Regions from separate parts of the Mus musculus genome. Here all the other regions are linked to region 1. Evidence: chromatin loops called from intact Hi-C (ENCODE). Cell type or tissue: gastrocnemius. All regions are shown on one strand.

What was found. Peaks named below come from ENCODE experiments on the same cell type or tissue, not always from the same donor. Only the 100,000 strongest peaks of a DNase experiment are listed, where the experiment ranks them.
Region 2: it touches region 1 in a loop (7-fold over the local background); 31 of 42 quality-filtered maps call a loop at or near these places.
Region 3: it touches region 1 in a loop (2.0-fold over the local background); 2 of 42 quality-filtered maps call a loop at or near these places.
Region 4: it touches region 1 in a loop (2.8-fold over the local background); 4 of 42 quality-filtered maps call a loop at or near these places.

Annotation. Positions count from the first base shown.
Region 1 is chr6:119,101,128-119,109,127 of GRCm38, reverse strand. It overlaps Cacna1c (calcium channel, voltage-dependent, L type, alpha 1C subunit), which reads left to right and starts at 633. Exons shown (of 47, transcript NM_001159534.2): 1 at 633-1,201. The coding sequence starts at 1,153. In gastrocnemius, CTCF peaks have their summits at 572 and 4,653 (motif pointing right); DNase peaks (open chromatin) are centred at 1,105, 1,412, 3,337, 4,666 and 2 more places; H3K4me3 peaks cover 3,732 bases; H3K27ac peaks cover 4,180 bases.
Region 2 is chr6:118,643,309-118,651,308 of GRCm38, reverse strand. The region is part of intron 29 of Cacna1c (calcium channel, voltage-dependent, L type, alpha 1C subunit); the gene reads left to right. Among named protein-coding and RNA genes, the nearest start is that of Gm38887, 51 kb to the right of the region's middle. In gastrocnemius, a CTCF peak has its summit at 4,467 (motif pointing left); DNase peaks (open chromatin) are centred at 4,443, 4,725 and 6,252.
Region 3 is chr6:119,006,319-119,014,318 of GRCm38, reverse strand. All of the region lies in intron 3 of Cacna1c (calcium channel, voltage-dependent, L type, alpha 1C subunit), which reads left to right. Gm50599 (a long non-coding RNA gene) reads left to right here. Exons shown (of 2, transcript XR_001785462.2): 1 at 1-8,000. Among named protein-coding and RNA genes, the nearest start is that of Gm50599, 4.4 kb to the left of the region's middle. In gastrocnemius, no CTCF peak of the experiment used is centred here; a DNase peak (open chromatin) is centred at 4,542.
Region 4 is chr6:118,995,763-119,003,762 of GRCm38, reverse strand. The region is part of intron 3 of Cacna1c (calcium channel, voltage-dependent, L type, alpha 1C subunit); the gene reads left to right. It overlaps Gm50599 (a long non-coding RNA gene), which reads left to right. Exons shown (of 2, transcript XR_001785462.2): 2 at 1,055-8,000. Among named protein-coding and RNA genes, the nearest start is that of Gm50599, 15 kb to the left of the region's middle. In gastrocnemius, a CTCF peak has its summit at 3,492 (motif pointing left); no DNase peak of the experiment used is centred here; H3K27ac peaks cover 1,811 bases.

The DNA of each region.
Region 1 (8,000 bases):
CCCACAAGGCTCCGCCTCTTGGGCTCTCTCTCTCCCCGCCCATCTGCCCATCCTTGCCTGTGTGTGTCACTTCTACAACCGCTCTGATTGTAATCGATCAACAGAATCACGGCTCATTTTGCTGTTTCGTCCGGTCGATGTGAAAGGGGCCGGGAGTTGGGCACATTGTAGTTCGTGTTGCCGGGATTCCCCTCCCAGGCCTTGCTAGCGTGGCGCCCCCCCCCACCCCCCCAGGGACGCGCGGTGGCCGCGGGGCCTCGGGAGGGTGGAGGTCTTGCAGCCGGGCTCTCGGAGGTGTGTCCGCTCCTGGGCTCGTTCCCCGCCGTCGCGAAGCCAGGGGGTTCTCGCGTGGCGGCGCCGCTCCACTCGGGCTCCGGTCCCCGCCGCGCGCCGCCGCCACATCTGGAAGCGTTCAGCTCGTCTGCTCCGGCGCGCCGGGCGGGCGGGCGGGCGGGCGGGCGCGGGCAGGGGCGGGCGCGGGCGCGGCGGGGCTGGAGGGAGGAGGGAGGCCGCGCCGCGCTCTCGCGCCCGGTGTCTCCCTCTCGCTGCCTCTGCAGAAACAGCTCCCTGCCAGAACGGCGCTCGGCGCGGCGCGGCCCGGAGCGGCGGCGGCAGTGGCGGCGGCGGCGGCGACGCTTCCCGCGGGCTCGCCCTCAGGTGTTCGCGGCTGCCGTCGCCGAAGATCGCGGGTCGGGGCCTCGCGGCGATCGCCCTGGGCGGGCCGGAGACGCCTCGGGCCCCCTGGCGGCTCGGGGTCCACCCGGCGCCGCGGGCCCGCCGCTTTCCCTCGCCTCGCCTTTGCGCCTCTTCTCGCTCTGCCTCTCCATTTATTATTCTTATCATTTTTATTTTCAAATGGTGTAGCCGCCAGAGGTGCGGTGCTAAATTCTTGGAAGGGGCCCGGATGTACTGAGGATGCATTACAATCTCACGAAAGGAGGCGGTAGTGGAAAGCAGCAGTTTTTGGTGTTTGGTGCAATAATGGGGATCAGGTAATCACCCGAAGGGAGCAAGAACCACTGCGGATCCACGGGTTCCTGGATTTGCGCGAGAGCCGCCGGCCTCGGAGGAGGGATCCATCCCGAGCCGCTCGCGGCTGTTGCTGCATTTCTTCCTCTTTGTGGCTTCTCCTTTCCAAGCAGTTTTTGGCCAATGGTCAATGAAAACACGAGGATGTACGTTCCAGAGGAAAACCACCAAGGTAAGCGGGACCCCAGCGCCTCGCCGGGCTCGCCCGCGCTGCCCACGGCGGGTCCCGGTGGAGCGGCCCTCGCCGCGTGCCTCGCGAGGGGCGCCAACCCCGCGCGCGGGAGCCCGCGGGAGCCGGCCGAGCCGCCGTGCGAGCCGGAGCGGAAAATTCCCGCCCCTCCCCCTCCGCGGCCGGGCTTCTTCGGAGCATGTGGTTCCCATGAAATCCCGAGCGAGGGGGAAAGTTCCCCAAGTGTCGGCGCTGCCTGCATTTCTCGCCTTTGCCTCGAAAGCCGGCCGGCCAGTCTGGCCACGGCGAGCCGAGGAGCCGCTGCTTCGGGGTCCCTTGCTTTGCTGGGGCGCGGCAGGGAACGCGCGCTCTCGCGCGCACCCCTACGGAGACCAGCCCCGCGCCGGTGGCCCCCCAGGCTGCCCCACGTCCACTCTTCCCGACGCCACTTCCTCGGGCAGTGCGCTCCGGGTCGCGGGTGGGGGTGGGGGCGGGGGCTGCAGCTGTGCGTCTCAGCGCGCCTCCTCTCTCCAGGCTCTCAGGCTCTTCGGCTTCTCAACACCGCCCACCTCTCCACTGCCATTGACCCCGAGCGAGCCCACGCCGGGTGCCGGGTGTGTTACTGTTAGCACCCCAGTGTGGACTCGCACCTGAGGATGGAAAGCGGTTAGAAGCCTCAGTGATGTGTGGGCTTTGCTTTTCCATGTTTTCAGGGAATCATGAAAGGGTGTGACTAGCTCTGAGGCTCCATACTTAGTGTTCTCTAAGCATCTCCATCCTGGGCATCAAGTGTCATCAGCTCCCCTCTAATGGTGAATGGCTTTCGGGTAGCTCCCCACTTCTTGGAAACTTTCTCCCTCTCCTCCCCAGTCCCCATCGACAAGTTATTATTTTTGACATTGCTTAGTGGTTAAGGTGATCAAGCTGAAGTGTCTTGCAGTCCCAAGATGCCCTTTCTACGGGCTCTCTGCCCCGTTGCTTGACTGTTCCCTTTCTCTTTCGCCTTCAGCAGCTACCGTTGCTCTTCCACATTGTGTCTTTCCTTGCCTTGCCAGGGTACTTCTTAGTGACTCTCCAGAGCCTTGCCTTGTGGAAGTAATCTCCAGGCCTGATACTGGTACCCAGCCCCTTCTTCCTTTTACCCTTTTGTCACCATTTGGGGAAAGGGCTATTGCCTTTGCAGATTAAGGCTGCCGGGGAGCTGGCTTTACAGCTGGTCTTCTTTCATCTGGAAGCAGCTGGCTTTCTGCTTTCTGTCTTGGGTGGCAGCATTGGGATTTTGTCCTCCTTAAGAAGAAAGACTTGTCCAGGGTCATGGGTACTAGGTCTTTTTATGCCATACGGGCAGCCTGGATTACCTGCCCTTATCCTGCCTCTGTCCTCAAATCCCTTTCCTAGCTGATGGAGTTATGGTTGGTTCAGGAGGAGGAGAGATGAGACATAGAGGAAAGGGTGATATTTTTGTAGAGTGGGGGTGGGCTAGCTTTTTCAGGTTCTGCCCATGCCCTCAGTCTAAGCAAGTTGGCAGAGGAGAACCCAGCAGTATTGTCCCATCTGTCACTACCCAGGGCAAGACATCTTTGTAAAACAGGTATGCCCATAGTTGGCATGGTCTCCTAGTAGTGTAGGGTAAAGCCCTTCTTAGCTTACTTTCTTACTCTGCTTCTTTTCTCTTGCTACTTTGCTTCTCGATGGCATCCCTAAGCCCCTTGCAGGGAGCAGGCATTCAATGCAGGAGCAATAGCCCTACAGGTTCTGGAGAACGATGTAGGGGGAAGAGGAGGCAGCGGTGGCCAGGAACTCTATACCTTTCCAGCAGAGAGCCAGCAGACACTCTAGAACCTGGATGGTCCTCTCCCTCAGAGCTGCAGTGGTTACATAATTCACAGGAGCACTTTCGCCTCCATCCCTAGATGCGGTTCTTAGGTAAAAGAGCGCCAGGGTCCTTGTCCCCCTCTGCCTCCCACCTTCTTGCTCTTGATTGGCTAGGCTTCTTTTGAGGGAGGGTTGGGGAAGGTGGCAGAGGTGGGAAGGACAGACCTGGAGGAGTGTGAATATTTACAAGAAGTGGCTGGCTTAGTAACTCCGTGGCGGAGGAAACATAGTTGGGGGCTAGAGTTTCAGAAGGCAGGTCTTTGAGAAGAGGAGCCAAGGGATGACCTCAGAACAGCAACAGTGACCAATCAGAGTGGAGAACCAAATAAGTTGCCAGGTGGCTGTTTTCTTCTCTCCTGACTGGCTTGCAAGAACCGAATGCACCTCCTTCTCACCGATTTTCAGTGGTGTATGTGCACCTGTGAGCTGAGGGGCGGACTGTGGAAATCCGAGGCCAGCACCGTGAGACAGCCTAGAAGCTGAGGGAAGGAAGGGCTCTGTTCTCAGGCTTCAGGCTGGAGGTTATATTCGTGCAAGCTGTGCCTCACTTCTGTTACCCTCTCTGGTCCTATTCCAGCCTTCTACTTTTCTGGGTTGATTATCCAGTATAGGCTCCAGCTAGCAAGTGAAATTTCTTAATAGTCAACCATTTAACACAAAAACCCCAGAATGTCCCCTAACTGCCAGAGACAAGGCAGAGGGGAGGGGAAAACACAGTGTGCTTTTTCTTTAAACTATTCAGCCATAGGGGGGGGGGATGGCAATTATCATTTAAAATATGGTAATAATACAATGATCACAGCTAACTCTTTTCAAAGGGTCCGAGAGCCGCCCCTCAGCCTGTGCAGCTTATGAGAAGGCTTCTTGACATCGGCTTCTCCATCTCTGCAAGTTGCAGGGAGGAAGCTGGAGAAAGGAGGCTTTTTTTTTTCATACCAAATGCTGTTCCTGGGAATGGCTGGGTGCTTTTCCACCAACACACTGTAAGGGAATCACTGGTTATTTTCTTCCATAGAACACATGTAATGATGATTAATCCATAGAACACATGTAATGATGATTAAACGTGTGCACACCCAGAGAATTAGGGGAGCCTCTGGAAGCAGATCACATAGGACTTAATACACCTCACCCCGGGTGTTATGCAAAGGAATGTTGACTATACACTCTCCTAAAATGGTGTGTGTGTGTGTGTGTGTGTGTGTATGTGTATTAATCTCCTATTAAGTAGAGACTCATTCTGTTACAGTATATGCCACAAGAACAACAGTGCTTTGTCAACACAGTGGTAAGCCAGTACCCCTGCCCCAGCTATCTTTTAGAGTCTTGGAAAAGATTTAGTATTTGTTTAATCACCTCTTCTACTCCAAACTGCTTTTGGTGGGCTTGTCTGTGGATAGGGTATATTAAAGGAGCCAGCCGGAACACCAAATGGAGGGCTTCGATGCCGTGCTGATCTTTGGAGTCTACTTCCTAGTATAAGTATGGCTCACTGCAGGGGTCTGGTTGTATTATTGACAATCATCTTGCAGGTACAGACTTCTTAGAACCATCAGTACATCTTACTTCTGCCTCCACCAGTAGGTGGCGCTACAGGGCTTACGAGTCAGGCCATGGGCTCCAGGGAGGATGGAGAACCTGTTCCCTCATACCCTGGTGCAGAGGACCTTAAAGACCACCGTATGTCTCCATGGCACTAGTCACCCGAGGCCTTGTAGGATGAAGGACTTCCTGAGTCCCTGCATGGATCTGCCCCTTTGGATTGTTTGAGTACCTTGCACGTCCTTACTGCAGACTTCTGTTGACCCTGGATGTAGACAGCATCCCCCACAGAGCCTCGAGGAAACCTTTGGATGGCCACAAGCTAAATTCCTTCATGCTTTGAAAGGGCTAGTTCAAAAACTAGTAGGCCCACTGTCCGCAAGCTAGACAAATCTGAGATAACCGGGAGATGCTGTGGGCTTGCTAAGTCCATCAGCAGCTCCACAGCAAGAAGGCATTTCCTTAGCCTTGCTAAGGGGAAGACTAAGAGCTGTGGGCACATTTCCCCATTGATTTCCGCCTCAGCCATCTTCTGCTAGGTGGTGACAGGAAGGCCCCAGAGACCAAGGCAGGAAGTCACTGAAGTCCATTCTGCCACTAACTGCCAGTTTCCAACTCCTGATGCTTTCTTCTGATCTCTGTTGCCCCAAGTTTTGGAGTCATTATGGCTGGTTCCATGAGGACTGAAGAACGTAGCTAAGAAAGAGTGAGAGCGGCTGGTGGTGCGGCCTTCGTTTTACGGTCGTTGTGGCAGCCTGGTGTTACAGCTCTGGGCCGTGTTGGAATTACTGCTCAGCAGCCAGCCGCACCAGCTCTTTCTCGCTGTCTCCTGAAGAATGGAGAAGATGAGTTTATTTCCAGAATAAAGTAAAGAAAGCTCCTGGCCTGTTGGGGAAACCTGGCTGAAGACTGATTAGCAAGACAGCCAGAGTTTACTCTGATTTTTGAGTCTATCTTCACTGTTGCTTAAGTTAATGTTAGGTACCATAGAGGATAGCATGACTGAATCAAAAAGCGAGGCATGGGGAATTGTTTAGCAACATATCGGGTGCTAAATACTTAGCAGCATGCTAAACATTCTGCTAAATGAAATGACATTCAGAGTCCTGGCTGTCAGCATTAAAGTAATTTAGTAAACACTTGTTTACTGTTCCTTAAGGTTAGGTACTGAATAAAATGAGTAGTAGTGACAGGACCAGTGACAGACGCCCTCGGGGAAAATGAGACTTAGTGCCATTCCAGAGACCAGGCTTCAGCTGGGCCCTTGCAGATGTAGCAAAGCAGGGAGGACACGGTGATCTGTGGGGCTGCTCACCCTCGGCTGCGGTTTGCTCCTGTCTGCGTTTAGCTGATCCCATGTAGATGAGGCCAGGAGGCCTCAGCAGACCAGAGCCGCTTCCACAGTTTGGAAACTCTTAGAGGTAGTCACTTGTCATGGCAACAAGTGGAGTGGCTCTGACTCTGCGCTGTCCCCTTGTCCTGGTGAATATGGGGCTTTGGGGACATTCCAAGGCTCTTCTAGAGTTCCTGATGTGCGTTATGTGGGAGAGGAATCCCAGTGGGGTGACTGGGGGCCCGAGGGTCACCTCATAGAGTGTGCCGTTGTGAAAAGACTGCTACTTTAGAAAGTCAGGGTCCCAAAATATTGACAGCAAGAGACAGGAGGCCCTGCTGGCCATGGTGTGTGCAGGAGCTTGGGGAAGATCACAGGGCACACATTCTACCTGTGGACTTGGAGTTAACTTAAGAATGGATTTAAGGTTCTACAAGAGGGGAGGTTTGGGCCTTGGCATCTGAGAGCCAAATGAAGGTTGAAAATAGACTGCTTCTTCCCCAGAGAACGGAAAGAATAGTTATGATGGCTTTGGACAGAGGATAAAGAAAGCAGGGGTGACTGGCAAACTTGGCCTCTCTGTTTCTACCCTTGCAAAACCCCATAAAAATCTACATGATTCCTTGACTGCTAGATGGTCTTATGCTGTGTGCTTGTGTGTGTGTGTGTGTGTGTGTGTGTGTGTGTGTACACACAGGGACAGGAGTTAGAATTTCTGAATCCATGTTCTTAGAAGGGCCTGTCAAACAGGGAATGAATAAGACGTCTTTTCAGAGTTTACTTTCTAGGTTCACAGTATTTGATGGGCAAAGGGACCTCATGAAATTTCTGTTTTCATTTGAGCCTTAATGGTCCATTTGGGCTGGATGTATTCCATTTCCTGCCTTTCCTGGACCACTCTGAGGGAAGAATAAGCACCCATGTTCTTTTAGGGTTCCTGGTTGGGCTTTGTGCAACGAACCCCTCCACCTCTCCCTCTTCTTGGGTCTCCCGCCTCCGCTTAGGTACTGACTTCAATTAATGTTGAGGCATTAGATTTTAGGAACAGAGTTGAGAGGGGGTGGGAGGTATCTATCATTGGAAAGGCTTCAAAGCTGTTTTTGTTTGGGGACATCCCTTCTGCGCTGAGCTCTCTTGGGTTGCAGAGGTAGAGTACCCGAGTTAAAGAAAACAACACGTCGAAACAATGTTGACAGCATTTCCCAAGTGTTACAGGAGGCCCGAGGTACTCTGGAATTTAAAAGATGAAAATATAAGATCAAACAAAAGAGTTTGAGTTGGACTGGCTTAGACCTTAATAATCAAGGAAGAAGTGAATAAAACCAAAAACCAAAAACCAGAAACCAAAAACAAACCAGTCAAGATCGGTCTGGTATTTTGACATTGAGTTGCCCTCTTGACAACTGTCAGTATAACTGTTGGTGACTTATCAGTAAGACGCTGGGGCTAAGGCTCCATCTGTACTGTTATTCTAACTTGGGGATCAGGACCTGGGGTGTGCAGGGGTTGGGAGTTACCTTATGGGGCCAGCTGACATGTCACCTTCTCACAGACACACACACGGTAGCCTGCCTTCAAGTCCAAAGCCAAATGGGCCCATCTTTGGATGCTCAGACAACGTACAGATAGAAGTAGACTACTTAAGGCTATGCTCTCCTTTCCAATGTCGAGTTCATCAGATCTTGTCACCACTGCCCTGTACAGAGGGACAGACAGCCTGGAAAGAAAAAACTTTGTTTCGAAAATACACCATGCTTTTAGAAAATGGACCAAGTTCTTCTTTTAATTGGCAAAAGTCCTGGTTGGTTGTAGATAAAGAGACACTTATTAAATGGGGGGAAGGGCTTAAATGTTCCATCTTAAGTTACGGGATTAACTTTTTAATTTCCTAAAATAAGAATAGTTTCAGCATCAAAGAGCATGCTGGGATGTGTTTTGCATCTACTTTGCAACATGCTTTTCTAGTCTTTGCTCCCAGGATCTGTTTTAATTTTTTATGTAAGGGGGGAATCCTTGTACTGAAGCAGTCAACCTTTTTATATTTTACCACAA
Region 2 (8,000 bases), 460 kb after region 1:
TGTAACACTGGAGCAGGCTAGTAGAAGTGATGTGTATTGTCCCTGACCTCCATAGACAGGCCAGAATCTCTGGCATTCACTGGCTGGGACTGAGGCCTCCTTCAGAGGGCAGCTGTAACACCAACTGTAGCTACCCTAACACTTCCTAGAGAGTAGTGAAAGGTTGGAGGATCACCCTTAGAGACTTGAAACATTAACCCATTTTCCAAGCCTCTTTTCCTCCTCCTCCTCCTCCTTCACCAGCTTGACCAGATACACCATAGAACAGCAAGAGGCAAAACGACAGGTCTCCAACTATATTCTGTTTGTTTGACTTGACCCAGGATTAACTGGTTGTAGGATTCCTCCTGGGCTGTTAGCATCCCTGCTGTAGGGAAGAAGGAAGTGACATACCCACAGTCAGAGGGAGCTGTTATGTTCTCTGTCACATGGACCTGTTCACACGGGTGCTTCCATGGAAAGGACTCTACTGGGTACTTCTCAGAAAGAGTAGAGACAACCTTTGAAGCACTTGAAGGTGGTACATACAGACTCACAAACGCTGAGTCTTCCTTGCAACACAGGACACCTTGGGGTCTTTCGTACTTTTTGAAAACTCCCAATAAATCAATCTCATTTGGTATGGTGATAATAATTGCGTGTCCCTACCTCCAAGAAGGAAATATGCTCTTTATCATATACATTTCCAAGGTCAAACCATTAGGGGATAAATTGTGCCCTGGCCTGGAGAAGACCAAGTGGTTGTGGCTGTCCTCTATGGGACCCACAAGCATTGCCACCCACGTGTTGTCCTAGTCCAGGTTCCATGCTTGAGAACACAGAAGCATCACGCATAGCATCCTGAGCCAGGCCAGGAGAGCGGGACCGCTGGGCCTCAGCCTCAGTTCTCAACCTCTAGGGAGCTGTCTTCACTTTCAGTTATCCCACAGTGGAGTCTGGTATGTCCCTGGTATCATAGGCAATCTCCAGAGCCTGCAGTCTCTAGCATACACAGTGCATCAAGTCACCTGCTCTGGGAAGCCCACGAGATTGACATTGACCTGAAACACATATATGATGTATCCTACCAATGAAGGAACAAACCATTTTCTAAGACATAACCAATTAGGTTTCCTACTGTCATCAATGACTGTTTTTCTGTCCTGAGAAGACAGGGTGAAATATGAGTGATTTTTCCTGGGTACAGAAGAGAGCCATCTCACACAGCGAGATAATGGCAAGGAGATCTCTTCTGTGAATTCCTCAAAAGGAACCCCAGCAATAGAGGAGTGAAGACTATTAGTGTGGGTGACCAGAGACAGTTGACTAGTTAACTGAGGAGAGGATAAAGTGGAGCCTGGTCGCCTACACCCTCATTAACTGTATTCTTCACTGATAAACAAGCTGGAAAATGTGGCCTTGAATTTTCAGGCAGCATACCAATCAGAAATCCTCATCACTCTGGTAGAAATACCTAACTCGAGTTTGCCCAAGAACCATGGCATGAATGGCTTCTATCAGACCTGAAAGACTAATGGCTTCTGGACTTCTACCTTCCCTGACTGTGTGGTGTGAGTGAGTTCCCTGTGAAAGGGCAGTCAGCAAGAACGGAGAAGGCGGATGTGTTAGTCAGCCTGGCATTATAACTATAACGTGCCTAGAGCAACTTGCTTGCAACATAGCTTTGGAGGCTTGAGTGTAGAATGCTCTCATCAGTGCTTCCAGAGAGAGTGGTAGATGGTGGCAGGATTGTGTGTAGGAGCAACACACTTGCATCTGTAACCAGGAGTCAGCAACGGAGCAGGCTGGAATCCTACAATTCTCAGAGAGTAGGCCTTCAGTGATCTACTTTCTCTTCCCTCCCCTTCTCATTCCTCTTCCCCCTCCTTTCTTCCCTCCCTCCCTCCTCCCTCCCTCCCTCCTCTCTCCCTCTCTCCTTCTCTCTCCTCCTTTCAATAGGCTTTATTTTTGGAAATTCCACCCTCCTCCTCCAATAGCACCACCCTGGGGACCAAGCTTTTAACACATGGTCCTTTGATGGACACTTAACATCCAAACCACAGCAATTGGCATTACTCATAGTTCAGACTATGTCCTCTGGAGCTGTCCCTGATTTGATTTTCTATGCCATATCCTCTTCATATCTGATTGGTTGATGGGTTGATCTATAGACCCCGCTTCTTTCTTCCGTTTTCTCTACAGTGATTGATGCTGGTGATCTTTTCTCATTCATGTCTGTTTTCCTCACTACTCTATGTAAAATGAATTTACTCAAGAAAACCTCTGCCCTGAATCCAGCTGCTTAACTCCATAAAACCATACTATGTTCATAAAAAAAAACCTATAAAAAATATGAGGTGTTAGTATACACAAACTTAAAGACTCTCTGCCTCCCAGAGCAGCTTGGGGAATGCAGGGATGATCCAAGGAAAAGGGTTGGTGACTTGAACCCCTCACAGGATGCCAAAGGAGTTCTGTCCTTAGATGTAGGGAAATTAGGCAAAAGACACTTGCATGATAATTAATTCTGCATGCGTATGCAGTGCAAGTTGTGGAAAGGTTTGTTTGGAGTGGTTAAATAGTTTTTTAATTAGATTATATTCCTATCATAACCTGAAATGTCAATAATTACAGAAAATTAAGATAATTTGTATGATAAACACTGAAAAAAGTCCAGTGTATAAAAATATAGCAAAAAGAAAACTAAAATTTTATATCAATGATTAAACAAAAATTAATAACACAAGGGATGTGTTCCCAAGCTGGAAAACTCATTGCTGAGACACTACTTCCCTGCAACATCATATATAGATTCAAGACAATCCCAATTAAAATTCCAAAGGGACCCTACTCCAGAAAAAAAAAAAGCAGAAGACAGGGATCTACACAGCAGACCAGGGGCTGTTAGGATGAACCTTCAGGTTCAAGGTTTCGCCCGTGTGGGCAGCTCTGGCTTGACTATGGAGGGCAGCACAGGGTCTAGTGAAGGGCAGTGTAGCCACAGATATTCCAGTCTTAGCAACAGGACTGCGTACCAGGACATAGTGTGCCTTGAATTTGCTATTGACAGGTTTGGCAAGAACAACTCAAAACAATAATAGTCTTGAGTTAATGAGTTGATGAACCCAGGGCTGCAGCACAGTAGGTCTAGGATGGCATGAGTGTCCCTAATGGGAGACTTTTCACCACTGCTTCCACAGGTTCTTAGTAGGACTGCTAGTCCTGAAACTCACTCTACCCTCCATGGCTAGAGTCATTGTCTTCTAGAAAGTCCCTGGGGCACCGAGTAGGGGACTTAGGGATCCGAGTATTGGTTGCTTAGTAAGGAGTAGCCTAGTGTAGGAGAGAAAACGTTGTCTACCAGAGCCTCCTGGGAACTCAGCAGTCTAGAGTAACGTCAGCATCGTGCGGACATATTCGATGATGAATCAGTCAAAAGGACAAAGAGAAGGAATGAAAGGTGGCTCCAAGCTCCCTGACTTGCCCCTCAGGGACTGAGCCAGTACAACAGTTCATTGACTTTGAGGAGAGTGGGGAGAGGCCAGCCTGAAGGGGCTGCAGAGATGGATTGGGTTTTAAAAGCTATTAAAGTCTTGAACAGGCAGTGTGGACAGGAGCTCTGTTTTCGTAGTCTGCACTACATGTGGCCTTCCTAAGTAGATGCTCCAGGAGAGCTGCTCTGGACTCTCGTCTTCCCAGAGAGGATGTGCATGGTAAGCTAACAGGTGGGGCACTGGGGAGAAGGAACTGGGGGGAGGACATCTGGAGGCTAACAGCTGGCATGGCCAAAACAAGAGACCAAGACAGAGCACGATGTCTCAGGCTAAAGGGCTGTGTGAGGGATGCAGCTACAGAGAAGTAAGGGAGAGGGAACAGAGACCCGGAGCATGCACTGCTTGTCCTGAGAAACAGGAGGGGACGCTAGATGTTCAAGTCCCCTTATTAGTCCCCTCTGTGAGTAGTGAGTGGTTCAGAGGACTATATTTCCTCATAGTCATCTCGACCCAGACAATTTAGTCTAAACGACTTCAGGAGTAAGTAAAACGTTTTCTTTTAAAACTTGAATTAGCCTCTTTTTTAGATGAGTGGTCTTAAACCCTTTCTAGACTTACAGTTTATATGTCATGATAAATATTCTGTAATTCATATTCTATTATTTTAATTCCAAGACATTCAGCATAAAATGTTGAAAATGAGGATTTCTTAGCCATAATGTAAAGGGTGTGTATAGTAAAAGACCCACAGAAGTTGAAGACAACAGAAGAGCAAAGGTACAGGACCTTGGACTAAAAGCCAAAGTTACAGCAGGCCAGTTTTATTTGTACACGGTACCTACATACGTGTTTCTCAGAAGACATGTGGTTACATCACACTTAAGACACAGCTGCCCCACACAGCAGGATATGTGGTATCCCTAAATCTGCAAAGCTGGCTTGGTCACCAGGACCCACTCTGTAGCTCTACCCAGTTCCGCAGTGCCCCCTGGAGGCCGACCAGTGGAATAAAGAGCAGGGTGGAACTTCATAGAGCCTCTTAACTGGATTTAGTTGAAATCTGTTTACCTTAGCTACTAAGAATCAGTGTCTTTCACTGTCAGTGAAACCCATGGGACCACAGACTCACCACACATGTCACTTAAAGAAATAGAAACGGAAAAGAGGAGGGAGAGAGACTAGGACATGCCACAGCCCCTTCTGCTCCTCTGGCCTCATTAGGAGAGCCCAGTGGCCTGTGGGTGTGCAGCCAGCCCCGGCTTGCTTTTTAGCAGCTGATTGGTAAGAAGGCATTCCCCTGATTATTGTTTATTTGTGGTGTGCCCACGGACACCTGACGTGCACAGTGCCCAGCAGACAGGCACAAACGAGCTCCTCAGGAGGGGCCTCCTCGCCACAGCGCTTGTACCCAGAGATTTGCATATTGTTGCAACGTTGTGACAGGTTTCTTTCCTGCATGGTGCTTTTACCGTGAATGATAAAAAAATAATTATATGACTTACATAAAGCCTTAGTGTGGGAAGGGAAGTATTAGCTATTACACTTAATTATTTAATGTGGAAACGTATTCACACTGTGTAAAAGCCCAGTGGGAAGGTACACTGTGGTTCCCTGTCTCTGATCCTGCCACTGGAAAAGAAACTGAAGGCATGAGAAGAGGGATTCCCAAACCCAGAGGGTGTTGAGGCAGGAACTCAACCCAGGCAAAGCAGTGGCCCTCCTCCGCAGGAGGGGCCTTCCGTGAAGCAGGAGCCATCATGAGAGGAGGCAGTCATGGCAGCCACAGTGGGCATCAAGCACTCCCTCAGATGCAGACCTTGCAGTACCTGACACTGCACAGACTTCATATTCCCACAGAGGCACACGCAGTTGCTATTGCCGTGTCCTATGTGAGTGAGCTGAGGCACTGAGAGGTTAAAACGCTTGCTCTCGGCTCTCAAGCCTCATCTCTGAAAGCGAAAGCAGCCCACCATTATGTTTGTGTCTTATTACAAAGGCGGTGCTGGTGGCTGGATCTAATGGTCTTCATAGCATCATGGCTTTGCAGTCAGGCACACATGGGGCGAGCTGATGAAAGAAAGATGCTAAGCCGGAAGGAGCATGTCTTGCCTGGGTTGTGAAGGCTTCCCTAGAGCCTGGGCTATCACACTGTTTAGAGATCTGCAGCAAGACTAAGCTCTTTCCCACTCAAAAAGGGCAGCCTGCTCTTCCAGTACCCACTGGCATTGCTGCCAAAGCCTCTCACTCATAGACTATAGTGCAATGTGTGCTTGAACCTGAAGCTCTTTGCCATGGCTGGCTCCAGGGATACAGCCTTCAGCACTCCAATCATGTCTTTTTGCATAAATCTGTTCATTTATTCTAGCATGGGTAGGGAAAAGCAATAATGTGCTCCTCTAGTCTACCCTGGCACAGCTAAGGCAGAGGGGGACAAGCTCCTGAGTCCCCTGAAAGGAACTTAACCCATAGCCCCAAATTCCATGTGCTCTAGTGAGCGGACCACGAGCTTTGGGGATTAGTTTCAGGTCTGTGGACTCCATCCTCGCACAGTTCTAGGTGCTTGGTGGCTCAGATCATGTGTGATGAGATAAATATATCGATGCCTTAGAAATTTTTCCAATGGAACTCCAGGACAGGTGTCTATGAAAAGCACACATTCCCAGGTCTACGTGCTCCTCTGACCATCCTCGGAGTACCCTATCACTATCCCAGCCAGTGCCTCCTCAAAGCAAGGACGCGACCCTGGCCTGCTCTTGCCAGCTGTCCTACAGTGACCGGCGTTTGCTGCAGGAAGCTGTCCAAAGCTTCTGAATTAGCACAGCACAGGATGAGCCTGATGGAAACACAGAAGTCCTCGCTGCCTTGCAGGCTGTAGATCATGAGCAGCTGCGTGCTTGGTTATGCCTTCTCCATTAGACGCCGCTAATCTCCATGATTAGTTATATCTAAGTGGCACCCTGATGTAATACGATTTATATTATCTCTGCTTGGTGTCAGTTAACCGTGGATTCCATGATATTCCATAAGATCAGCCCTTCACAGACACACTGAGGCTTTTACTGTTGCCACTGCTGTTTCTGGCTGGATTCGGCACCTCTTCCCAGTTTATCTAGTTTCCCGCCTCTCAGTTCCACATCCCAGGACCCAGAAAAGCGAGTGGTTCTAAGAACAAGGCTCAGCCTTCCATTATGCCTGTCCCTCCACACCACCTCACAACCTGCTCTGTCCAGCTCTCCCCAAACACTTCCTCCCCCGAAGCTAAGAACCTCGACTCTGTTTGGGGACCCCAGGTTGGGTATAGACCATGTTTCTCCCTCTCATGTTAGACCCTGCTTTGCAAGGAGGGTTTGGCCACTCCCTCTGGTCTCATGTTGACTGGTGTTCTTTCACCTGTCGTGGTTCTGTGGTCATCCCAGAGTCCTAGAACCCAACCTTGAGTACCTCACATTCAGCCCCACACCCAACTTCTCTCTCCTCCTCTTCCTCTTTCTTTTCCCTCTCTTTTTCTCTCTGTCTTTTTTTTATCATTTCCTTGTTCTCAGTATCCCTGTCTCCTACCAGCCATGTGTTCTGTGACTCCCCAATCCTGCTACCACCCATGTCTTCTATGTCTCCCCATGCTGCACAGTCCCCTGTTTCCCATCAGCCTTAAGTGACCTCTTTGACCACTACCATGCCCAGCTCTTGTTTTTCACATTATTGCAGTGACTCCTGAATGTGTTTGCCATTCACATCCCATGGGGCCAAGTCTTCCCTTGCCCATGTTTTGTTTTTAACTTATCTCTCTGTCAGCATCTCACATCTAGCCTCAGCTCAGATCTCCCATAGCTTTCCTGGGTGTGCTTTTGTGCCCCTGGAATAGGCAGAAGGTATATCACCTTCCACATCAGGTACCAGGAAGGTCTTGGCTTCCTCCTTATTTCTTTGCTTGGCTTTGCTGGACCCATATAAGATGATGAAGGTGGGCAGGAAGGAACATAGAACACAACAAATAGTAGGGAGGGCCTAATTTTCTATGAATAAGTATCATAACATTGGCATACTAATGGAAGTATACACAGAGGGATTTGTGGCTTCCCGTGTTACCACCATCTGTTGTGAGGTTTGTGCCTGTCCTGATAGAGGAGGCTTCTGGTTGGGGCAGAGGAGAAACAGAATCCAGAATTCTGCAATGGTGTAGACCTACAACCTCTCCTGCAGTAATCTTTCTCTCTATATCAAAGATGGAGGCCCCCTGCCCCGGAAGTCCAGCACTCTTCTCCACAGCTTCTAGCCCAGGGAAGACCACATCTCCTCTCCTTGAACAGTTGTTTCCTAAGACCTCTGCAGTGTGCAATCTATATGAACTTGAGTATAATAAGATTAAGCCACGACAACCTGCACACTGTCACAGTGTCAACACTGCCTGCCTGACTGCTCTAAGAGCATCTCAAGAATAGTAACCAGATAGATGGTGAGCAGAAAGAGCCTTGGCCAGCCCAAGAAGCTTTCCCTCTTTCTGTTCCTTCTGCATGTATTGCTTCTAGA
Region 3 (8,000 bases), 95 kb after region 1:
CTAGAAAACAAACAGGTTCCTAAGGAATAATAATAAAATAAAATATAATAAGATAAAATAAAAACAAACACGCCAGAATAGGACAAAACAAATAGCAGGAAAGAGCCCAAGAAAAAGCACATGAAACAGATATAGACACAGAGGACCGCTCGTTTGAATACTCAGGAATCCTATAGAAGCACAACACTGGATGCTGTGATATATACACTAAGGGCCTGGAGGATTAAAAACAGGAAAAAAAAGATTTAAAAAACAATCCCTTATACAACACTGTGAGACAAGGAACCTCCAAAGATGGCTGTGAGGACATTTCTGATGGGCATTTACTCGTAGGCAGGCAGCTACCCTTAAGAGTAGTTTATGAGACTGACACGCTACCTACTGCGCTAACGAGGCTCCCCCCACCCCACCCCCCTGGACCTCATATCTCTAGCTGCACTTGTGTCAGAAGATGGCCTAGTTGGCCATCATTGGAAAGAGAGGCCCATTGGTCTTTCAAACTTTATATGCCTCAGTACAGGGGAACACCAGGGCCAAGAAGTGGGAGTGGGTGGGTAGGGGAGTTGCGGGGAGGGTATGGGGAACTTTTGGGATAGCATTGGAAATGTAAATGAAGAAAATACCTAATAAAAAAAGTTAAAAAAAAAAGAGTAGTGTATTTCCTGATGGGAGCATGTTGGCAGAAACTAAACTCTTATCAGTGGATATCAGTTAGAGACAGCTCTGGGTTAGGGGTGGGGTCATGTGTCCACTTCTCCTTTCAGCTCCTGGGCCCCATCTGATGCAGACCCGTTCAGGGCCCGTGCATGCTGCGCTGTCTATGAGTGAGCACGTACGTGCATAGATCCTGTTGATTTAGAAGACCTGGTGTTCCTCTGTTCCCTCTGGCGCTTAGACTATTTCTGTCTCCTTCTGAGGGGTTCCCTGAGCCCGGAGGGAAGGGATTTGATGGGGGACATCCCATATAGGGCTGAGTGTTCCAACGTCTCTCAGTCTCTGCATGATGTCTGGCTGTGGTCTCTGTATTTGTTCTCATCTACCACAGGAGGATGACTGCTGTTGCTGCTGCTGAAGGCATGGATCTCTGAGTATAGAAGAATGTCATTAGGAGTTATTTTATTGCTACATTCTTGTAGTAAAACATGAGTATTTGGGTCATGTCGGACCTTCTCTCTCTACCTTCTCGTTAATTTGGATAAGGATTTGTCATTCTTACTGACTTTCTCCAAGGACCATCTCTTCGATTTCTTTGATTTTCTTTGATTCTTTGTATTTTCTGTTTTATTGATTTTTCCAAGTTTAATTATTTCTTACCATCTGCTTTTCAGTGTCTTTTGTTTCAGGTGGGTTGTTAAATTGCTAGTTATTATCAGGTGGGTTGTTAAATTGCTAGTTATTATGAGATTTATTTATTTATTTATTTATTTATTTATTTATTTATTTATTTATTTATTTATGTATGTGAGCACACTGTTGCTCTCTTTAGACACACCAGTAGAGGGCATCAGATCCCATCACAGATGGCTGTGAGCCACCATGTGGTTGCTGGGAATTGAACTCAAGACCTCTGGAAGAGCAGTCAGTGCTCTTAGCCATTGGGCCACTTCTCCAGCCCTCTAATTTTTTTTTTAATGTAACTACTTAGTGCTGTGAACTTGCCTTGTCTAACCAACTCTATTCGGTCCCATAAGTTTGGGTATGTTTTGTATCCATTTTCATTCATTCTAGAAAGTCTTTAATTTCTTTCTTAAATTCTGTCATGATCCAGTTTTCACCAGTTGTTCAGATTCCATGAGTTTGTTAAGCTTTCTGTTCTTCCTGTTATCCTTGATATCTCACTTTGCTCTGTGGTGGTCTGGTGGCATGCAGGGAGTTATTTCAATTGTCTTGTATCGATTGAGACTTGCTTTGTGTGTGTGTGTGTGTGTGTGTGTGTGTGTGTGTGTGTGTGTGGTCAATTTTGTAAAGAGTTCCATTGGCTGCTGGGAAGAAGGTATATTCTTTTGTGTTTGGATGCAGTGTTCTGTAAATGTTTTTTGTTTTTCTGTAAATGTTTGCAATGTTCAGTATTTTTTGGCTGAATGATTTATTCATTGATGAGAGTAGATGACCTATTCATTGATGAGAGTTGGGTATGGTGTCTCCTATTGTCACTGTGTGAGGGCCAACATGTGTGTAAGCTGTAGGAGTGTTTCTTTTACAAACTTGGATGCCCTTGTGGTTGTGGCATAGGTGTTAAGAATTGAAATATGAGGGGGCTGGAGAGATGGCTCAGTGGTTAAGAGAAATGGCTCTTCTTTTTAAGGACCAGGGTTCAATTCCCAGCACCCACATGATAGCTTCCAAGTGTCTGTAACTTAAGTTCTTGTGGATCTGTCACCCTCACATAGACATTGATGCAGGACAAAGCCCATTAACATATTGCACATAATAATAAAAATTAAAATAAAAGAATTGAAACATGTCCTTGGTGGATTTTTTCTTTGACATGTTCATAGTGTCCTCTCTCCATCTCTTGATTAGTTTTGGTTTGAAGTTTAGTTATTAAAAAGGCTATACCAGCTTGCTTCTTAGATCCATTTGCTTGGGGTATTTCTTATTTATCTTTTTTTTCCCTAGGTGGTGTCTATTCTTGAAGTTAAGGTGTGTTTCTTGGATGTAGCAGAAGGATGTATCCTGTTCTCATATCCATTCTTTTAGTCTGTGTCTTTTTATTGGGGAGTAAGAGCATTGATAATGAGAATTACTGATAAGCGCTGTTTGTTGACTCCTGCTATTATTAATTCTCTCTCTCTCTTTCTCTCTCTCTCTCTCTCCTCTGTGTGTCTGTGTGTGTCTATGTTTCTTCCCCTCTTCTTTTTGTTTTTTTGTTTGTGTGTGTGTTTTGTTTTTCAAGACAGGGTTTCTCTGTATAGCCCTGGCTGTCCTGGAACTCACTCTGTAGACCAGGCTGGCCTCGAACTCAGAAATCTGCCTGCCTCTGCCTCCCAAGCGCTGGGATTAAAGGTGTGCGCCACCACTGCCCGGCTCTTCTCCTCTTCTAAGTCACTGGTTCACAGGTTTGAGATTTTTCTTGGCTGTAGTTAACTTTTTCAGGTTGAAGTTTTCCTTCTAGGACCTTATGTACAGCTGGATTTGTAGATATATAGTGTTTAAACTTTATTTTACCATGGAATGTCCTTCCCCTCCTCCATTTATTGTGATTGAAAGTCTCTCAGGATAGAGTAATGTGGGCTGGCGTTTACGGTCTCTGGGAATTTGTAGAACATCTGGCTTTTATAGTCTCACTGAGAAGCCGTGTGTTATCCTACTAGGTCTCCCTTCATATGTTTCTTGGCCTTCTCCCCTTGCAGTTTTAATATTCTCTCTTTGTTCTGTACATTTAGTGTTCTGATTATTATGTGCTGAGGGGAATTTCTTTTCTGGTCCAGTCTATTTGGAGTTCTCTATGCTTCTTGTACCTTAATAGGAATCTCCTCCCTTCTTTGGGTTAGAGAAATTTTCCTTTATGATTTTGTTGAAATTTTTTGTGCCTTTTACTTGGGTTTCTTCTCCTTTCTCTATTTCTAATATTTTGCAGATCTGGTCTTCTCATAGTGTTTCAAATTTCTTACATGTTTGTGCTAGGATTTTTTTTTAAAGATTTAACATTTTTTTTTGACCAATGTATCTTTTTTCCCCTATAATGTCTTCAGTGCCTGATATTCCCTCTTCCCCGTCTTGTGTTCGATTGGTGAGGCTTGGCCTGTGACTCCTGTTCCAATTCCAAATTTTTCATTTCCAGATTTCGTTCTGTTTGGATTTTCTTTACTGAGTTTATTTCCCCCTTCAGGTCTGGAGGTATTTTCTTAATTTCCTTCAGTTGTTTATGTTTCTGCAGATTTCTTTAAGGGGTTTATTAATTTCCTCTTTAAGGACCTATGTCGTCTTCATAAAGGCTACTTTAGGGGACTTGTTTTGTGCTTCGGCTAGCTCTCACTTCTCAGGGCCTGGTGTAGCAGTGCTGCTGGATTCTAGTAGACATAGATTGTCCTGGCTGTGAATGATTGTGATTCTGTGCTGGCACCTAGCTAGGTATCTTGGCTTGGGGTAATTGTAATTCTAGGTGCTGATGCCTGGCTTTGTCTGTGTTGGGTGTGTTCTGTTCCTTGGTTTCGGTTGCTGTCTCTGATCTTAGGAGGGTATAATGGATGTGTGTGGCCTGCTAGGGAATTCTTCTGGAACCCTGCTAGGTTTGGCTACTTGGGTTTCTGGGTAAAATGTGTTTCTAGGGGTTGGTAGCTGACACTTATTAATGGTGGTGGGCTGGAGGGTCTGAGTGGGTTCATAGGAGGGAGGAAAGCAGGGTGTTCCATCAGGATCAATGTGTTTCTTGGAAATGGAGACCGAACCCGAGGAGAGCCTAAGACATGGAGTCTACTACCAAGCTGGGAATGAGGCTGAGGGCCTGGATTTGGAGGAGAGGAGGGAAGAGTCGGGGTCTGACCCCACCTGCTCTGCCGGCCTACCTGCACTGTGGCCTACTTACTTCTCTGGAAGGCTTGGCTGGCTGGGACCCAGGGAATGCCTGCTGGAGTCTGGGGCTGGGATAACAGGATGCACTGGAGTAAGACTGGAGAGTACCTGTGTGCTCTGCTGGAGATTCGGACAGGGAGGAGGCAGGAACTGCAGCAGGTGATTGCCTGCTACAGAGCTACGAGTGAGGTTTGGATGACAGAGGGGGATGTGAGGATCTGCCCTGACTGGATCTCCTTCTCTGTCCAACGTGGCCAGAGGTTCCCGGGAATGTCCGTAGGAGCTGGGGCTGTATTTAAATTTCTATGAAGAGTTTAGAATCCTCCCCCACCCTCCACGTATGTGCATGCTCGTGCATGTACATACACCACACATACTTTCATTGAGGCACACCTCTGCTCTCAAACACGTTTTGATAGTTGATTTAGCCCAGGACCCTAAGAAAGCATGCATGTGATGTCTGGTTGTTTGCCTTGAGATCCCTCCGGATCTGCAATCTTCCACACCTCCTACTGAGAATTTCATTTGTTCCTTGAAGCAATTGGTTAGAATTGCCCACGTTTTGATTTGGTTGGTTACTTCTTCATTTTGTTCTTTAGTTTGTTACTTTGTGTCCATGTTTTCTGCTGCAAGAAGATCCGTTCAGGCTCCAGTGTTCTGAGGGATGGGGTGGGGCGCTGTGGTTTGGGCTGTATTCTACTAGCCAGCACTCTTCCACCAGGGTGGATTCCAGGATTGCGTGTATATATATGCATACAGTGTGCTGTATGTAGAAGGGAGTGCCTGGTACTCTTTCCTTCCTGCTTGCATCTGCAGAGGACTGTCATCCAGGCCCATAGTTTCCTCGGTGCCTTTTGACTTTCTTACCCCTCTCACTGTCTGATAGCTGAGTTTGCTATAAAGAATTCACCCATCCGTCATTTGACAGACAATGCAGGGCAAATGCCTCCCCATTGTTTATCAGTTTCAAGAGCAAAGGGTTGGCCTCCTGGTAAAGGAGGAAGGATTTTATTTATTGAGTTCTGGCTGTATGCTGGGCATTGTTCTAAATCCCAGCGGCTCAGCAGTCAACAAAATGACACAGATCTGCTGCTTCCCTGAAACTTGAGTTCTAGTGGGGGAAGATGGGAGACAGACAAGTGAGCTTACAGCTGAGCGAGAAGGTGACAAAGGTTATGAAGAAAAGCATGGAAAGCAAGTGGTGTAGGGGTTGTCGCAGGGGGATTCCAGCTGGAAGTTTGGAATGGGCCAGGGACAATCCAAGGAGCCAATGCCTGAAGCAGAAGTGAAACTCCTAGTGCGGAGATTGGAGTGGGAGCATGCATGCCTTGGGGGATGCTTGGAGTGGTGGTGGGGTCTCATGGAGGCTCTGCTAGGGGCTAGCCTGGCTGATACGAGGTGAGCCAAGTTGACATTAGGAAAGCTGTGGCCGGAGAGGTGGAGATGGATGTAATCATGTGTGGCTTACACGTCATTGTAAGGACTTCGATTTCTTCCCTTAACAAAATGAAGAGACTCTCATCTCTAGCCCTCCTTCTCTCTCTCCCTTTCCCATCTCTCTCCATGTGGCCATGGTCGGCCTCTCTCCCTCTTTCTACCTTCTCTTTTTTACCCTGCCTTTCTGCAATAAAGCTCTAAAACCATAAAACACACACACACACACACACACACACACACTGGAGAACCACTGGAGGATTTTAAGTGGAGCGATGATTTAATATTTTTTTAAATCTTATTTTAATGTAACATCTTAGTTAATTACTTGGGAGTTTCATACATTCATACAATGCATTTTGATAATGTTGATCACTCATCCATCTCCTTAACTCCTCCTGGACCCACCTCTATTTCCCAGATCCCCCCCCCCCCACTCCTAACTCCAGTTCTCTTTTTGGTGCTGCCTGTCTGCTAATGGGTATGTGGCCACCCACTGGGGTGTGGTCACCCTATCATCACCACTGGCCACACCCATAAAGAACTGACTTTGTCTCTCCCAGTAGCCATTGGTTGTCAATAGCTTCTCAGGTGGGAGCTCAGAGACTGGTATGGAAAAAGGGACGGAAAGGGTATAAGATCCGGAGAACAGGACTGAAATATTTGCTTCTGGACACAATGACAGGTGCACTGGTGAACTTACACCAGCTCAGCCATGATTGCCTGAATGAGACTTGTGCAAGACTTATCAAGTTTTTAAAGGATTCTTCCAGCTGCTTGAGGAAGGGGGTATAGGCGGGTGAGGGCAGAAATGAGTCGAGTTTCCATCCTTGTCTTGGAGTACCTGGCAAGGGGATTGGAGGTGATTGACTTGCGTGTGAGGTGCCCAGAAGCTGGGCCCGTTTCCCTCTTTGACTCCATCCATAAAGATCCTAGACATTATGTTCTGGGCACTGCTGAGCATGGCTGGACACAAAATCCCAGGATGGAATCCCTCTCGCTCGGGAGAGTGGTGAGTGGGTGAGGGTGATGCTTCTACCGCTTGTCCCTACTCCTTTATGTATTTACGTGTTTATGCAACTCCTAACTCGTTCAGTCCAGAGTGAGCTTCTCGTGATCTCAGGGTTAAGTGGTGTTTGTCACAGGCTGAATCGTTTATCCACACCAGGTCGTGATTAAACCAGGTAAGCGTACCTTACCTGTCATGTCCCGGATGTCGTAAGGCACAGATAAGCTGTATGCTTTCTCCTTGACATCTGAGCTCATAGAACACCTTTTCGTTTTAGCAGCCGTCTCAGCATCCAGAGAGCCTTTTCACTGGTGACGATTTAGCTTTGCTTGGAACTCCTGCCCTGTTACAGTCTACTTACAATTTTCTGAAGTTTAGCAGCCAGCAGGGCCTGCTACAAGCCTCGTTCTCCTGTCAATGAATCGTCCTCTCTTGTTTTCATCTCCTTTCTGGGTTTGCGTATGGAACCAATGCAACCAGAGACACACTCATTCTTAAGAGAAGAGAGATTTCTAAAAGGAAAGCATTAAACCAAATCTAATTCAAGGATAGTTTGCCTCAAAGAAATATTGTAAGCTTTCCTTCCTGTCTTTCCCTGTCATTATTTCTGGTCCTTCCTGGCATTCTTCTAGATACTTCCTCTGAGTTCTTCATGAAACTGAGGCACACATGAGAGGCATGGAGGTCAAGGGATGACTGGAGTGTCTCCTTGAGCTGCAGGTTCTGAGGACACAAAGCAAAGATGTAACCAGGAAAACAGATTCTCCCATTCATAAATACTGTCTTAGGCTAGGATTCCCAGTCACTCGTTAAAGAAAAGTTGCTTGCTACATGAACTGGCAAGAATTTCAGTTGGACCGCAATTTTGGTGGTCAGCTGCAAGAGCCAGTTGCTTTTGAGAAGAGAAGGGAATTAGAAACTCTCTGGACATAGGCTGGCAACTGTTCTTCTTAAATAGACCTATAGACCGTATAAACCCTTACATATGGTGTAAACTCAGCCCAGAGTCAGTGCTAAGGACAGGGCCATGCTCTTCTGACCA
Region 4 (8,000 bases), 110 kb after region 1:
TGAGTTATTGTTGATGGAGAATTGGCCCATATAAGTTACATGTTAGTCCAGTGATGGGCTGTTCAGAAATGGATCATATAAAGAGACCACGTGTTTTCCCACCCCTGAAAGCATTCAAGCAAAGACTAGATGGCTGCCTGCAATATCAGAAAGGAAAATTGAATAGCAGGAGGAAATTGGCCAGATGATGTGGTAGTTTCTGTGTGAAAAAAGAAAAGAAATGGGGCTACCTGCCTTGAAGCCACATAGTATTATTTAATAATACCACCCAATGAGAAGCTCCCCACTTGAGGTCATGTGAGCTAGTGAGGTAGCGCTGAGCAGATCTGGTCATCACCCTTTCCATGCTGTTAGGTCCTGTCCTGGGCTCTCTGCCTTGTTTCTTCCGCTGGGTCCTTCCCCATGTCTTTTCAAAGTCTTTCTTCTTCCTGGGAATTCCCCTCCTATGTCACCTCAACTTGAAATTGGCTTGTATTTCCTGAGATTTTACAATTTTGGCATATTGGCGAGGCATGGCGATGTCAACGGTGTCTACTATGACCAAGGTCACGAAACTGGAGTTCATTCTGGGGAAATGGCTGGCCCACTGAAGCTTCTAAAGGGGCGGTGGCCAGCTCAGCTCTTTGCTTCTCTGCCTTGTCCAGAAGGCCTTTGTCCAGACACCACTATGCAACAGAATATACCAGGGGCTGATTCCTGTATCCGACTCTAAGGTAACAGGAGGACATTAGGATGCATTGATAGCACAATACAAAGAGCCTTGTGACTAAGACATATGAATCCCTGTGGAAGCTTAGGAGACCACTTACTAGAAACCATAAGCCCTAGTAGGGTAGAGTGTTATGGTACCTCTTTTCAAGGATAGACTTGGGAATCAGGTACTCCTGGTTCATCCTACCATAGGCCTGTAAGCTCCCAAGCCCTCAGACCAGCTTCCACTCCATACTGGTTAAGTGCTAAGTGGGGAAATAGTCCTTCATGTGTCTATGAGAATCAGGTTAAATGAATTAATGGAAGGAAACAAAACAAAGCTTTCTTCTCTTCCTGACTTTAGAGGAACACAAAGATTCTTCCCCTGGGGTCCATGAGTCTCTATATCAGAAGTTCCTAAAGACTTGGTCTCAGGCTGATGTCCAGTCACCAGGATCTGCTTCCCAGCTTCCAAACTGCAAAGTCCCACGTGTTGGTAGGTTATGGCGAGGGTCTGCATAGAACTAGATAAGCTGTGCATGTGATCTACTCTGAAGCCGGGTTGGGAGGCATGTTGAAATTATCTAGGTGTTCTCTAACATGTGGGCTTTCGATGCTGAAATCCTTGACATTTGACATTGACTATCTCTGTTGAAATGCATTTGGTACACCTAGCTGACCAGGCTGCTCCCCACCGCTCTGCCCGCCCACTGTTGGTTATTCCTCTTTCTGGTCTTGGGGCTGGCAGCAGAAGGTCACATGGTAATATTAACCAACATCTTGAGGATTTTACTAACCTAGAAAAGATTGCAATTAAAAGTTTGAAGTGTGTTTTCTTCTAAATACAGATTGTTTTTGTATCATAAAGTTTAAGAATTCAGGGCCAGAGAGCTAGCTGTGGGTTAAGGATGCTAACTTTGCAGAGGACAGAGGCATTGAGCGCCCCGCAAATCCTCTCCATCTCTAACTCCAGGGGATCGGACATCCAGCTTTCATGCACCTTCACTTGGATGCAGACATCCCCTCCCCATATATGTACTTAATTAAAAACAAAATAAACCTTTTAAAAATTACATTACGATTCCTGACTCAAACCACTGTAAGTAAGGGACTCCCAATGTAGAAAGAGCTCCTGCCCCATGTGTGAATGCGTTTTTATAGAGTCCTCCAAATTTCCATTTGTTCTTGTGAGTCTAGGCAATGAAGTGATGTGGCCCTTTCTTCATGGCATCCCTGGGTGGGGACTCTAGCAAGCAGCTAGGGAAATAGAGGTCTGTCAGCACTTGTCCTCAGAAATTCTTAGAATGCTTAGTTGTAGGCTGTGAGAAGAGTTGACATGGAAAGTGCCTCAGCCTGCTTCTGGTGAGTGTTAAAGCTGTGGACGAATACTGTCCTAGTGAAAGGGAGGCAGAAAGGCAGATCCAGCCCCTGCCTGCTTTGAGAGCTTTTCTAATTTTTCTAATTGGCTCATTCCTTATCTGAAAGGAATGTCCTCCCCACTTGGTCCCCCACTGCCAGCTGCTCTTGATTTCCTAGCACTCAAATGCCAGAGCGGATGTAGCTGCTTTGAAGGATTTTTCAGGTGTGTGTGTGTGTGTGTGTGTGTGTGTGTGTGTGTGTGTGTGTGTGTGTGTGTGTGTGTGTATCTGTCTGTCTGTCTGTCTGTCTGTCTGTGTCTGTGTGTGTGTGTCTGTCTGTTTGCATCTGTGTCTGTGTGTGAGTCTGTGTGTGTGTCTGTGTGTGTGTGTGTGTCTGTGTATATCAGGCAGCTGTATCAGCTCCGTGTTTGTAACTGAGAAAGCTGGTTCTTCAGCAGGTCTCGAGCTGGGAGATCTGGAAGTTTTTGTCTTTTGTCTTTATTCTTAGTATGTCTCCCCAAATACTCACCATGAGTGAGAGACAACCCCACCCTTTTTTAAACCAAGCTTTTGATGGCCCACTGACAAGGGCACAGAGATTTCCAGCTATTTCTGATCGCTGTGAATGGCTGCTCCTTAGCATGCATGTGTAAATTTATCTTGGGTTAAGACACAAGGGTGTGGGTTGCTTTGCTGTTTGTAACCAGAGTTAAGTGTAGACTACACTGCCCTGAGACTGTAGTTTGTCTCTATTACATCTACAGTATGGAAGAGTCAGTGCTTGCCTTGAGTGCCTTTCTACATGTTGGTTAATTTATGTAGCATTTCCTGCTGATCTCCCGAGTACCAGGCATGGTTGTGGACTCTGATAGCCCAGTGGAAGCAAAGCTAAAATCCTGCTCTCATGGAAGACAGGAGGATAAAGTGACTTGGCGAGGCACGCAGAGACTCTTGTATTTAAGCTGTTGCTGTCAGAAGCACTGTGTCTTCAGTCCTCTTTGTCCTTTATTCCCCAGAGGATTCATTACTATTAGGCTCTAAGTGACTCAAAGAACTGAATGTCTCTTTTCTCGGGTTATCTGCTTCTTAGCTGAGGTGAAAGTCTTCAAGAGAGAGGTTCTGAGCAAACTTCCTTAGGGAGCCTGACACCAGCAGAAGCCTTGGGCTTTCAGGACCAGTGACTCATTTCTCCTGGGCCAGCCCGTACTTAGAACTCAACAAAACTGTAGGCCATCCATTATGTCTTGCCAAGCAGTAAATTCAAATGTCACCATCTCAGCCACCTTCCAAGTTTCCTGTCACTTGAGTCCTCTGGTTTTGTCACTGACACCTTATTGGTTATAGTCCAAATTACTCCTTGTGTGAATGTGCGGCAGACAGGACAGAGCTAGGACAGGGGATCCCACAGCATGATGGGGCTCCTCCTTCTGGCCTGTTGTACCTCCTCTCTTCTCCCCTCCAGTCCCCCTTTTCCTCATGTAACAGAGCCTGGCTGAACCCCTGAAGCTCACTTGTGCGTGACCATGTGCGGCTCCACGGGTGAGTTCTGTCTCCCCAGATTCACACCTTGGACTCAGATACTCAGAATGTGGCAGTATTTGGGGGACAGATTTTTAAAAGGAAATTAAGTTGCAGTGAGGTTGATAGGGTTGGCTCTAATGCAATGTGATGAACGTCTCTATGAGAAGAAGAGACTAAGACAGGGGAATGAGAAGAGAGACCATGGTAGGATGCAGAGAGAGAGAGAGACCCCTTGAAAAGCCAAGGAGAGAAAAAAGCCTCAGCGTTAGAAGTAGCCGGTGCTGACTCGTCTCGAGTCAGACCTTGAGCCTCCAGAATTCAAGGAAATCTGTTTTTGCAGCTGAAGCCATTTTTTGTCACAGCTAACCAGGGCACTACCACAAACCCTATTTGTGACCCCAGAAGTGCTCTGCTTCTCTTGGGTCTATGATCTTGGTCTGGTTGGTTTCCAGCTCACTCCTTGGGAACTAGCCTGACTTCTGGCAGCACTGGAAACTCTGGCCTTAATGAGAGGAGTGTCCACAAATGCCTGTGGGCTGATGGAGGTGACAGGCTACCAGTTGTTTCCTGAACATAGTCTGGCTTCCATTCTAAGCAACTTGCCTTGACCCTGCTCTCAGGGAGCAGTGAGCACATTCATGTCAACAGCTGCTCCTGCTGTGTCTCTGGTTTCTAGTGAGCTCCTCTCAAGGCCTTACCTTCTGATGAGACCGCTGCCCAGTTAGGGACTTGTTAGAATGTGATGGTCACAATTGAGGTTTCTATTTCTAGAGTGTGCAGAGCATGTAGCCTTGCTTACTTTTCTCTGAGCCCTCTAGTCACCGTCTCAGCCACCTCATAGACTAGAAGGAAAGGTTGTTCCTGTGTCCTGGCCAGGGCAGTTAGATGAGGGTGGGGCAAGAGGAGAGCTGGTTAATGGGCAAAGGGGATTCAGGAGTGACAACCAGCCATAGAACGTTGCCTCTGTTGGAGAGGGTGCCCTGGAGTGCTCGTAATGGCCTCTACCCAGAAGATTTTGCATATCTATCTATCTATCTGTCTATCTATCTATCTATCTATCTATCTATCTATCTATCTATCTGATGGCAAATCAAAATCCTTGTATACGTTAGACAGATACTCTCCCACTGGGCTATACCAACAACTCCTACATTTTTTATTGTAAATAAATGAAGAGAAGAAGAGAGCCCTCCAGGATCCTAGAAATGAGAATCTAAAGAAAGAGAGATGCTGGGGCTGGGACAGAGTCCGAGAGAAGAAACAAACAGGGATCTAGGTGACGGTGATAGACCGATGGACAGGAGAGAAGGAACAGGAAACTAGGTGGCCAGAGAGAAGAGCAGGGAGGGAAGATGGCGGAAGAGGAGGCAGGGAGCCCACGAGCCTACGTAACATACGTGCTGCCTGTGAATGTTCGGATCCTAATTTGTTCTTACTTCTGCTGGGGATTCGGTACTTACAGATTTCCATAGTCTGAACGTAGTTCAGATTTAGATTAGCACTATGATTCCTTTGTGTATAGCTGTATGCCAGGCTTCATGCCAAGGCTCTGATAAGCATGACCTTTAATCCCCTGACAGTCCTAGGATGGGGCTTTCATTAGCCTCACTTCATGAACAGGAAGCTGAGGCTCAGAGTAGGTCACATTGGTTCTGAGGGCTCTGAGCTAGGACTTTGCAATCACATCTGTGAGCCCAGTGCTGGTAGGTTAAGCACATTTCCACACTTCTCTAGTCTCTTCTTGGTAGTATCCATGTTAGCTTTGGGCACTGCTCTGTGCTTTGACTGTTGCCAGCATACCTATGCACACAAACTCTTGGTACGCTTCTTTTTTTTTTTTTTTTTTTTTTTTTTTTTTTTGGTTTTTCGAGACAGGGTTTCTCTATAGCCCTGGCTGTCCTGGAACTCACTTTGTAGACCAGGCTGGCCTCGAACTCAGAAATCCACCTGCCTCTGCCTCCCGAGTGCTGAGATTAAAGGCGTGTGCCACCACACCCGGCTTCTTGGTACACTTCTAATCTATGCTGAGTATCTGTTTGTTGTTTCCCAAGATGTTGGTAAACACCTTTCTCAGGTGGCGTTTGCAGTCATGTTGCCATCTTTCTATAAATGCATATTGTTCTCTGTAGATGAGAAACTAGTGGTCGTGAGAGGTTCCATGATCATTTAGGATTGCTGTGCAGTGTCTAGATGGTGGGACTTAGACACAGCCCAATGTAACAAAGTTCCAGTCCAACACATCGACCCTGTTCTTCGCCCTGAGAAAGCCACCTTCTCCATGGCAGCCGCTTCCCTTGGGTCAGAGGAGTCAAGCACACCGATGAGCCATACTTAGAGTGGCAAGGCAGCAAGGGACCGAGGGAGCCGACAGGACCTTCCCCTTCCCTGGCTGTCTGAACCAGGACCATATCTATACCTTCCTGGGAGTTCCGACATGGTCTTCTCACAAGGTGAAAGGACAGTTCTCATAAGGGAGTGTGAGGCTTAAATTTTTCAGTGCATGGATCATTCCCCATAAGCCAGAGGATAGGGAAGGGCCAAGCCTGGCAATACTGTAGAGAATGGGGAAGGCCAAACCCTGGTAGGCAGAGATATGATGGGTGGGGTTCATTCCTCTGCTTTAGAGGGCGAGACACAGTAATGCCTTCCCTTTACGCAGGTCACTGAACTCCATACTTGAAATAGAGGAGGCTCCAGGGCCCTTGCATGTTATTCTGATCTCAGAGTCAATCAAGTCTGTGGCCCCATAGATGTTGTATCTAGAGAACCTCGGCTCTGGTAGAAGAACCATAACAGTTTGGGGCTGCTGCTCTTTTTAGCCTGGTTCAGGTCAGAGAAGAATGCCTGTCGGAGAAAATGGATATCAAAAGAACATGGGCTTGCAAGGAAGTCTTTCCACGTACACACACACACACACACACACACACACACACACAATCCCAACCAACTTCTAATGGGCATGAGGTCCACCTGTAGATCCTGCCATCTCCCCTGGTTGTTTTAGGCCTGTAAAAGCCTAAAGCCCTGATATCTGGTATCTTACACACTATAACACACCAGATGCATTACAATGTATCCACAGCCCACATTAAAGAGAATATGTTTGCTATACTGAAATTACAAGGCATTGTTGTACTTTTTAGATGAATGAGCTTTGCTAAGATCAAATCACTCAGTTTGGTCTTTCAACATAATCTTTGACACCGATCAATAACTCATTGAGTTGAGCTACGTTTTTTCCTAATGGACACAGTGTAGTTACTGAGTTAAACATTCATTTTGATTTTACAGTATCATATGTTGGGCCCAGTCTAGCTGTTTTGTTTTCAGTTTTTAAGGGTTTCAGAGGACCATGAGAAGCTTGTTCATACCTGTTGAGCCTGTTGCACAAATGGATTCATTGGATGGATTAAATCTTATCTGTCCCAGTTATCCCCGTTTTCAGAGAAGGAGGGAGAAAGAAACCCTATTTTAGACACTGGATGCTCAGTTTCTAGCCTAGATTCTATGAGATTCACAGGCCCTATAATGTTTGATGTTTTATTTGTAACTATCAAATGTAAGTAGCTGTCATGGTTTGGATATGAAATGAAACTCAGGCTCATGTTTTGAGGGCGTGGCTCAAGAGTGTGTCAGGCTGAGTGGGAGGAAGGTAAGGTATATCTTTGGAAGCTACGGGATGCCTGGCCTCTCCACATTTCTCTGCTTCCCTGGTACTGGAATGTAGCTTCTGCCACGCTGTCCAGCTTCACCACAGACCCAACTGAGCATAGGTTCTGAAGCCATGAGGCCCAATAAAACTTAGCCCCTTTAAGTTGTTGAGTGAAGTTGTTTTGTCATAGCAATGGAAAGCTAACTAGGACAATCTCTGAGGACTATGCAACGTATCCCGCTCAGGTGACACCAAATCAGTTGCCTCGAGTTCATTAAAAGAAGAGAGCTGGTTCTCCTTGAGCCTCACTCTGCCGTGATGGAGGTGTGAGGCTCTCCTTTGCCCCATGAAGGAGCCTCATTCGGATACAGTGAGGACAGAGTCACTTTTTTAGAGGGGATACCGCTGCTCAACACCCCTGCTGAGCACAGGACCAGCGGAAGAACTCGCTTGGGGTGAGAAGCAGGCTAGAGCTGCCTCTGCAGCGATGTTCCTCTCCTTAACTCATTATTTCCCAAGGCTTCCGTGATCACGCGCTCCCCTCCTGCCCATCCGCCGTACCTGCATAGTTGTATTCCAGCTTAAAAATGCAAATGCCCATTTTCCATCAGATCATCTACTCTAAAAAGGAAATAGTATTATCCTTACCCTGTGTGCCTCCCATTTAAGACACCTAACATGAGTGGGTGACAGAGTCAAGCTAAGCCAATATGAGCTACCAAACTCCAATAATAATAATAGTAATAATAATAATAATAATAATAATAATAATAATAATA